2 separate regions of the Homo sapiens genome follow, and region 1 is linked to region 2. A link is an interaction called in ENCODE POLR2A ChIA-PET data of the cell type or tissue named here. Cell type or tissue: PC-9. All regions are shown on one strand. Links, peaks and the distances in the headings refer to the core of each region. The heading gives the core; the rest is flanking DNA. Region 1 has its middle 22 kb from the start of BOK-AS1. Region 2 overlaps FARP2 (FERM, ARH/RhoGEF and pleckstrin domain protein 2).

Region 1 (4,220 bases), core at 221-4,220, 210 kb after region 2:
CATAGCACATTTTCAAAGTGTCGGTGACTTGAGTGGGAAGCAGGGCAGTGACTGTCGGGGACTGAGGGTGGGGGGATGGTGTTGAACGGGCGCGGGGTCTCCTTCTGGCGTGATGAAGGCTTTGGAAGCACACAGAAGTGATGGTTGTACGTTATGAATGTATTAAATGCTGCTAAATTGTAGACTTTAAGAGATGGTTAAAATGGTGAATTTTTTTAACCATCTATAGGACTCTGATAAAAATGTTGTTTTATGTATATTTTACCTCAATAAAAATTATAACTTAAAATGAGAAATATTAGGATTAATATTCCTTATTCAAACGAGCTCATGAGTTTGGAAAATCAAGAAAATGATTAAAAAAAAAAAAGAGAGAGAGAAATGCAAACCAAAACCACCCCAAGACTCCATTTCTCACCTACAAGATTGACCCAAATCCAAATTTGACACCAGATTCGGCTGCTGAGGGGGGCAGGGACTTCCTACAATGCTGTGGGGATGCAGAACGCCTGGCCCCTTGGGGACAGGGACAACACCCAGACAAGCCAGATGAGCCTCTCCCCGCCGACTGGCAATCCCACTTCCAGAAATGTATCCTTAAGATACGATGGCCAGAATCCACAAGGATGTGGAAATGCCCTTCTAACCAGACTTAGAAGACAAGCACTCTGCAGTCCCAACGGAGGTGCTGGGTCCAACTCTGACATTTGATTGGCCAAAGACTGGAAACAACCCAAGGCCCAGCATGAGGGGATCTGCTGGCTAACTCACGGTGAGCTAATCCACGGCGAGCTAACCCACGGCGAGCTAACCCACGGCGAGCTAACCCACCGCCAGCTAACCCACGGCGAGCTAACCCACGGCGAGCTAACCCACGGCCAGCTAACCCACGGCGAGCTAACCCACGGCCAGCTAACCCACGGCCAGCTAACCCACGGCCAGCTTACCCACGGCCAGCTAACCCACGGCCAGCTAACCCACGGCGAGCTAACCCACGGCCAGCTTACCCACGGCGAGCTAACCCACGGCGAGCTAACCCACGGCGAGCTAACCCACGGCGAGCTTACCCACGGCGAGCTAACCCACGGCGAGCTAACCCACGGCGAGCTAACCCACGGCGAGCTTACCCACGGCGAGCTAACCCACGGCGAGCTAACCCACGGCGAGCTAATCCACGGCGAGCTAACCCACGGTGAGCTAATCCACGGCGAGCTAACCCACGGCGAGCTTACCGGAGCACTCGGTAGCTGTGCTAGAGGCCTGTGTGGAGCAAATGTGCCTGGTTTTACAGTTCTGACAAGAAAGCCAGTCAAATGATTTGTATTCGCAAAACAAATTATAACAATTTCTAGAATTTAAACAAATGGACTTGTGTATCAAGTTGGTGACAGAAGCGCAGAGTAGTTAATCCAATTACATCATATTTTAACTTTGTATCTTCAAAGGGAAAGGTCTAAAAAAGCTAGCAGAAAAAAACTTTGACCAGTAGTCATTGTTAACAATACCTTTTTTGGTAGAGGTGGGGTCTTACTATGTTGCCCAGGCTTATTTTGAAATGATTATATGCATTTATATGTAGAATAAAGCAAATAATGTTAATGTTGTAATGAACCAAGATTTTCAGCTTAAGAGGTAAAATCAAAGAATATTTAAAAACCCTTATAATCTTAACATTTGAATGGAAAACAGTATGAATTCATATTTTTCAAAAATACATGTGTATATCCCATGCTAAAGTAGTTAAGGGTGAAGGGTCCTGATCTCTAATACAACCTCACGATTCAGAGAAAATAAACCAGAAATTTTTTTTTTTTTTTTTTTTTGAGAGAGAGTGTCTTGCTCTGTCGCCCAGGCTGGAGTGCAATGGTGTGATCTCGGCTCACTGCAACCTCTGCCTCGCAGGTTTAAGCAATTCTCCTGCCTCAGCCCCCCGAGTAGCTGGGATTACAGGTGCCCGCCACCATGCCTGACTAATTTTTTGTATTTTTAGTAGAGATGGGGTTTTGTCATGTTGGCCAGGTTCGAACTCCTTACCTCAGGTGATCCATCCACCTCGGCCTCCCAAAGTGCTGGGATTACAGGCATGAGCCACCGCGCCTAGCTGAGAAAATAAATTTTAGAACAATTTTCTGGTTTTGTCCATGGAAAGGCTGGGAGGTAGAGCAGCCCAGCCATCATAAGCAGTCAGTGCTCAGTCTGTGGCCTCCAATTCCCACTCCCTCCAATTCCCACTCCCCACTAACGAGAACCAGGGCTCTGGAGAAATGGGTAGTTCCAGGTTCTGGGCAGGAAAAGTCAGAGGCAGCTGTGGCCCCAGAGCAAGGAGGCATCAAAGCCCACTGGATGGAGGGGCTCCTCTGTCCAATTACGAGATAATCTGAGCATCTCCTGTTTGCCAAAGATATACGCAGCACTTGATTAAAATGATATCAAATACAGTTGGCCCTCCATTTCTGTGGATTCAACTGTGTATAAAAAATATTCCTGGCCGGGCATGGTGGCTCACACCTGTAATCCTAGCACTTTGGGAGGCTGAGGTGGGTGGATCACGAGGTCAGGAGATCGAGACCAGCCTGGCTAACATGGTGAAATCCCGTCTCTACTAAAAATACAAAAAATTAGCCAGGTGTGGTGGCGGGCGCCTGTAGTCCCAGCTACTCGGGAGGCTGAGGCAGTAGAATGGCATGAACCCGGGAGGCAGAGCTTGCAGTGAGCCGAGATCGCACCACTGCACTTCAGCCTGGGCAACAGAGCGAGACTCCATCTCAAAAAATAAATAAATAAATAAATAAATAAAAATAAAAATATTCCCCAAAAGCCCACAATAAAAAACCCCAAAAATATACAGTATAACAACTGCGTACAGAGCATTTACACTGTATCAGGTATTATAAGCAATCTAGAGATGACTTAAGGTATATGTGAGAATGTGCATAAGTTGCATGCAAATCCCATGCCATTTTATACAAGAGACTCGAGCATCTGATTTTGGTACCCGTGTGGGTCCTGTAACGCACCCCTGTGGATACTGAGGACAGACTGTATACATGAAAGCATTAAGCTCGTAACATGAGTAGGGAAGCGGGAAGGGTAAGTGCAGTGGTGTGAGGAACTCCCAGTCCTTTGGCACCACTGGAGGGTGCCAGGACATTCTTACTCCAAAAATTGATCATTAAAGGGAAATAATTAAGTGCTTATGCTGCCTTTCTAGTATGAACGCACTTCAGGGTAACCTGACTTACCCTAATGGATAAAGGGAAGGTCTGAGAGAATTCCAGCCACTAAATGTCCTTCTGATGAGACAGAAGACGAGAATTCTGCAGTCCCAGTGAAGGTTCTGGTTCTAGCAATGGTCACCCACAGGTGGCAAAACTGTCAGGGGAACAGTTGAGGGGAAACTGACGATAAAGGGGTCAGGCTGTCGCCATCCAAGCTTATTAATGCTTCAACAAAGTGACACAATTGGACATGAGGCTGTGACACGAGGAACTGAGCACCGTCCGGGTGTGATTCCAGCCACAACTTTAGATCCAACTTCCAGACGACAGGATATAGAGGGGACAGAGGAACAAGTTAAACACTACAAGGAGGATGCTAAGTCCAGACTGGGGACACCTTCGAGGACAAGTGACCAGCTTCACCAACAAGTCAAGGGCACAGGGGAGGGAAGAGGGGGACTTTTAGGATCAAAAGGATCCTAAAAGACTTTGTAGCCAAACACAAACGTGAATAAAGCTTTGATAATCCAATCGTGTGAGGATATTTCTTAGGCAGTAAGGGAAATACGAATAGGACTGTTAGAGAACATTACAGAATTCTTATGCATTTTGTGAAAACAGCACTGTGCCGTCAGTTATTGACTTCTTGTCTCTTGGCTTGTCTGTGCTCTGCCCTGAGTGCTGCCCTTCCACACACCCTTCCAGCTGGGTGTGCTGGAGCCCTGGATGCAGGAGTTGGGGCTGGGACCTCCCTGGTGTTCCCAGGTTATTTCAGCATCACTTTGGGAGCAGAGACAGCTCTGAGCCCAGCCACCAGGTCCCTTGGTGCCCCCTTGGCTCCTGGAGTACAGTCCTAGGCCCTCCTGCCCCTCTTGCGAGAACCAAGCACATCCTGTAAGCTCTGAGGTCCCTGAAACCCCACCCTGGTAATACTTTTTGTCCCCAAGCCCTGGAGGTGGTACCTGCGGTTGCTACCCTGGATGTTAACCCTGCGCAGCCTGT
Region 2 (4,528 bases), core at 214-4,213:
AGGGCCGAGGGATTGAGGAGGAATTCCATTTGAACATCATCAGCAGTGAAGTTTCTTCCCAATGCTGCAGTGGACTTTCATATTAGATGAGTGTAGTGAAATATTAAGTTCATATTCTGGTTTCTTGGGTTGGTCGTAGAGGAGTTTAGTTTTTTATTTTCCCAAAGCAGACAGTGAAAAATATTTTAGGAAAGGTGATTTTTTTTAAATTGCAAAATAGAAATGTTAGCCTCTACCCGTTACTGTGGATGGTGGACTATGCTTTTGTCTAAAAAGCCATGTGCTGATTTTCCAGCAGAAGGGGAAGAGTTTTGGTAGCCAAGTCTGGGCCCAAGTCCTAGCTCTGTCACTTCTGAGTTATTTGTTCCTTGGCAGGCCTTTTTTTTTTTAATAGATTTTATTTTTTAGAGCAGTTTTAGGTTAATAGCAAAATTAAGCAGGAGATAAAGAGATTTTCCATATACCCTCCACCCCCACATACACACAGCATCCCCTACTGTCAACATTTGTCACTAGAGTGGTCCATTTGTTACAAACCTACTCAGTACATCATTATCACCCAAAGCTTTGGCAGACTTTTGAGCTGAATTTTCCAACTTTAAAATGGAAATGACATGTCACGGGGTTTTCTTTTATTATTAAATGAGACTATACCCACAAGAGCCGAGTTTGTAGTAGGCAGGACCAAATGTCAGTAGTGCAAATTGTATCGGCCACCAGAAATGTTTTTAGGAATGAAGACTGCAAAGCATTTCATTCACGTTGAAAGAAGATGGCACAATAAGCTGAGTCCCCCACAGATTCTTGGTTGTTTACTTTGCCACTTTCCTCTGGGTATCTGGGAGGTTTCGCTGGCAGGAGCAGGGATGGGCAGAGGTTGGCACCAGGTTCCTGGGACCACAGAACATGGTGCGCCAAGGACTGTTCATGGCCTTGCCGTGTTCCTAGTCTAGCCTGTGTGTTCTTGCCTCTTTAATACTTGTTTATAAGCGCACAAAGCAAAACAAATGTAATTTTCATTAGTCAAAATTTATGTGAAACAGCCTCAGCCTCCCGAGTAGCTGGGATTGACAGGCTTTGACACCGAGGTTAACCGACAGTCACAACAATGGGGTTACCTGCCGGTATTCTATTAATGTATTTTTTTACATTTCTTTAGAGATAGAGTCTCACTATGTTGCCCAGGCTGGTTTCAAACTGCTATTCTCAAGTGATCCTCCCACCTCAGTCTCCTGAGTAGCTGAGATTATAGGTGTGCGCCACTATTCCTGGCTTTATTAAGGTCTTTTTAAGTTTTCATAAGCTTAGTAATAAACTTAAAGTCTTAAACTTAAGTCTTAGTCTTAAATTTAGTGTTAAAGTCTTAAATATAAGTCTTAGTCTTAATCTTAAAGCTGAGTAATTATTAAACGGATAGTTTATGCCACGTTACTATTATGTGACAACAAACAGATTTTTCTTTGGGATATCAGCAACAGAGTACCACAGGGTCATCTCCTCTCAAGTGAATCTGTCTTCTTAAGATCAGTCTCATGAACAAGGGTATCTTGTTGTGGCCCTGCATCTCAGCTGCAGCCATGTTGACGTCTGTCTGGGCTAAATGAAAATGAGGATGTAAGTCGCTGCTTGGAAAGTGTGCAAACGTGTAAAGATTTCCTCTGTGAGCCACATATTTGAGAAGAGAGTTTGATATTCCTTAAGCTAGGAAAAGTGTTTTTTATTTGTCTAGTGTGTCATGTTCTCGTGGAAGAGGAAGCAATGTTAAAAAACTTGTTTTAAACATTTTTGTTATAAAATAAACACACATAAAAACATGAATCAGATATATGGCTTAATGAATTATAAAATGAACACTGTCCAGATCAAGAAATAAAACTGTGCCCTGCCCACCTAAGAACTCCTTCTCTGTGTTCCATCCCAGTGACAGTCCCTCTCTCCCATCAAGAAGGGACCACTTTAGTAATAACTTCCTGGTGTTTTCTCTTTATGGTTTTATCAGTGGAATGTGCACCTCTAGGGAGTACAGGTTAGTCTTGTCTATTTTTTTTTTTTAGCAGTAGATGTTTAGACATGACTTTCTTATAATGAGTAGAAGAGAAAGAACCTGAAGAAATTTTTAAAGCTATACTTAAGAAAACATAAATGAGAATTATACAGTAGAATAAATAAGAGAAATGACTTCTAAAAATGTATTTCAGTTGTATAAATGTTTACAGATTTGTAGCATTACTTAAGGGAAAGAATGCCTTTGGTGACCAAAGTAAAACATCCTATCCTTTGTTTCAGAAGAACCCACTGTTGGTGGTTCTATATTTAATAAATGTTGTGAGCTGACCAAGAACATATAGATCACTTATTTTTATTTTCATGTTTTCACGTTGGAGGAACCTTCAAAGTGGAAGTCTTCTTCATTTGCATTCTCTTACTTTTGCATTAACTACTCAATAAATAAAAGTTTGTGAAAAAGACAAATATCATATATTCTCACTCATATGTGGGAACTGAAAAAAAGTGATGGTTACCAGAGGTTGGGAAGGGTAGTAGGGGGTGGGAAATTAAGAAGGATTAATTAATGGGTACAAAAATGCAGTAAGAAGAAATAAGATCTATTGTTTGGTAGCACAATAGGGCAACTATAGTTAATACCTTATTGTATATTTCAAAATAACTGGAGGAGTGGATTTGGAATGTTCCCAACAGAAAGAATTTGTAAATGTTTGAGGTCGAGGATATCCCAAATACCCTAATTTGACCATTACACATTGTTTGCTTGTATAAGGATACAAAACTTGAGTTAGACAGCAGTTTAGAAGATCTATTATATAGCATGGTGACTCTAGTTAGTATTGTATTTCTGAAAATTGCTAAGATACATACCGTATTTCTGAACATTACTAATTTTTGTGGATTTTAAGTGTTCTCACCACAAAAAATTTGAAGTTTGTGAGGTCTTGCATATGTTAATTGCCTCAATTTGGCCATCCCGTAGTGTAGACATATTTCAGGGCATCATGTTGTACATGATAAGTATATACAATTTCTGTCAATTAAAAAATAAGAAAAAAAATCACATACCCCATAAACATGTACAATTATGCACTCATAAAAATTAAGTAAAAGTTTGTGGAACTGAAATGAAAAGGCTCGTTTATGATTCTCAGAACTTCATATATCTCATGTTTAATATTAGTGTTGCAAAAACGGTAATTTTGTTAAAGTGTTGTTCTGTTTGTGGTTGTAGTCTTTTGTCTTTTGCTGTTATCATCTTTACAGTACATTTCATGATGTACCAGTTCATGTTTTTTGGTGCCAGTGACATTAAGTAAATACTTAGCAAATGTTTACAGTAAGAATTTAGTTCCTTCCCTCAAGGAGCATCCAGCATGGAGAAAGACAGCTGAAGATGATGGGTAACTGCCAACCTGTGCCAAACGTGCAGCTCAGGTAATAAATGTGTCAGTCAGTGGCTTTGTTTAGGAATTAGGATGGGACCTTGCACTGCCTTGTTGTTTTGTTCATAGTACTCACATTTTGCTTCTCCCGGAGGATTTAGCTCTTCATTTTTTGCTTTCTTGTTTGATAAATTGGACGTGTGCAGAAGTTCAAAAGGTTGTCTTTGTGGGTAAGGTTTAAGTGTACAGTAGGAAATGCCTGGCAGTAAGTCACTGAGAGCCTATTTGAAATTAAGAGATTAAAAAGGTTCTTTTCTAGGTGTGGTGGCTCGCCTGTAATCCCAGCACTTTGGGAGGCCAAGGTCGGAGGATGAGTTGAGGCCAGGAGTTGAAAACCAGCCTGGCCAACATGGTGAAACCCCATCTCTACTAAAAATACAAAAAATTAGCTGGGTGTGATGGCGCATGCCTGTGGTCCCAGCTACGCCAGAGGCTGAGGTGGGAGAATTGCTTGAGCCCGGGAGGTGGAGGTTGCAGTGAACCAAGATGGGGCCAGTGCACTTCAGCCTGGGCAACAGAGCAAGACTCCGTCTCCAAAAATAGCCGGGGGTTCTTGATTTGCTTGTCTTGATGACAAAATAAGCATGAAAAAGAGGAAAGGGCCAGGAGACTCGGAGCAATTAAGTTGTCGTGCAAGGGGACTGGGCTAGAAATTGAGTGAGATTAACTCTTTAAAAGGTTACAGATTAGCGGAAGACTCTGAGAGTGATTGGGTGAGATAAAATAATGCGTGCAGTGCTACATGCTTTGTTGATTAAACACCGAGCATTTGTATCTCACCTCCACCAGTTTTGCCATATTTTTTGCCATACTATGTTTTATTGTATTAAATATTTAAAAATTGATTTTTAAACATAAGACATTTCACAAGGGAAGTTGCCATAAATAATAGATTATTAATAAATATTAAAAACAAGCTAGTATTATTAATTTTAGCTGATACTTAATACTAAATATTTAGTACCTAATACTAGCCTGATCTTCGTTAAAAACAATGAAGACACATTTTACTATCTTTGTGTGTCCCGTGCCATCATGTTGCAGACTTCAAATATACACAATAAAATCTGTTTTAA

The links. ChIA-PET counts read pairs that join two places held together with the same protein. Peaks named below come from ENCODE experiments on the same cell type or tissue, not always from the same donor. Only the 100,000 strongest peaks of a DNase experiment are listed, where the experiment ranks them.
Region 1: POLR2A ChIA-PET joins it to region 2 with 6 read pairs; 4 of 35 experiments call an interaction of 5 or more read pairs at or near these places.

Annotation. Positions count from the first base shown.
Region 1 is chr2:241,578,978-241,583,197 of GRCh38, forward strand. No RefSeq gene overlaps it. Among named protein-coding and RNA genes, the nearest start is that of BOK-AS1, 22 kb to the left of the region's middle. RefSeq lists enhancers at 493-994, 995-1,494. In PC-9, for the core only: no CTCF peak of the experiment used is centred there; no DNase peak of the experiment used is centred there.
Region 2 is chr2:241,367,498-241,372,025 of GRCh38, forward strand. All of the region lies in intron 1 of FARP2 (FERM, ARH/RhoGEF and pleckstrin domain protein 2), which reads left to right. LOC105373973 (a long non-coding RNA gene) reads right to left here. Exons shown (of 3, transcript XR_924066.2): 2 at 2,878-3,040. Among named protein-coding and RNA genes, the nearest start is that of FARP2, 13 kb to the left of the region's middle. In PC-9, for the core only: no CTCF peak of the experiment used is centred there; a DNase peak (open chromatin) is centred at 1,995; H3K27ac peaks cover 381 bases.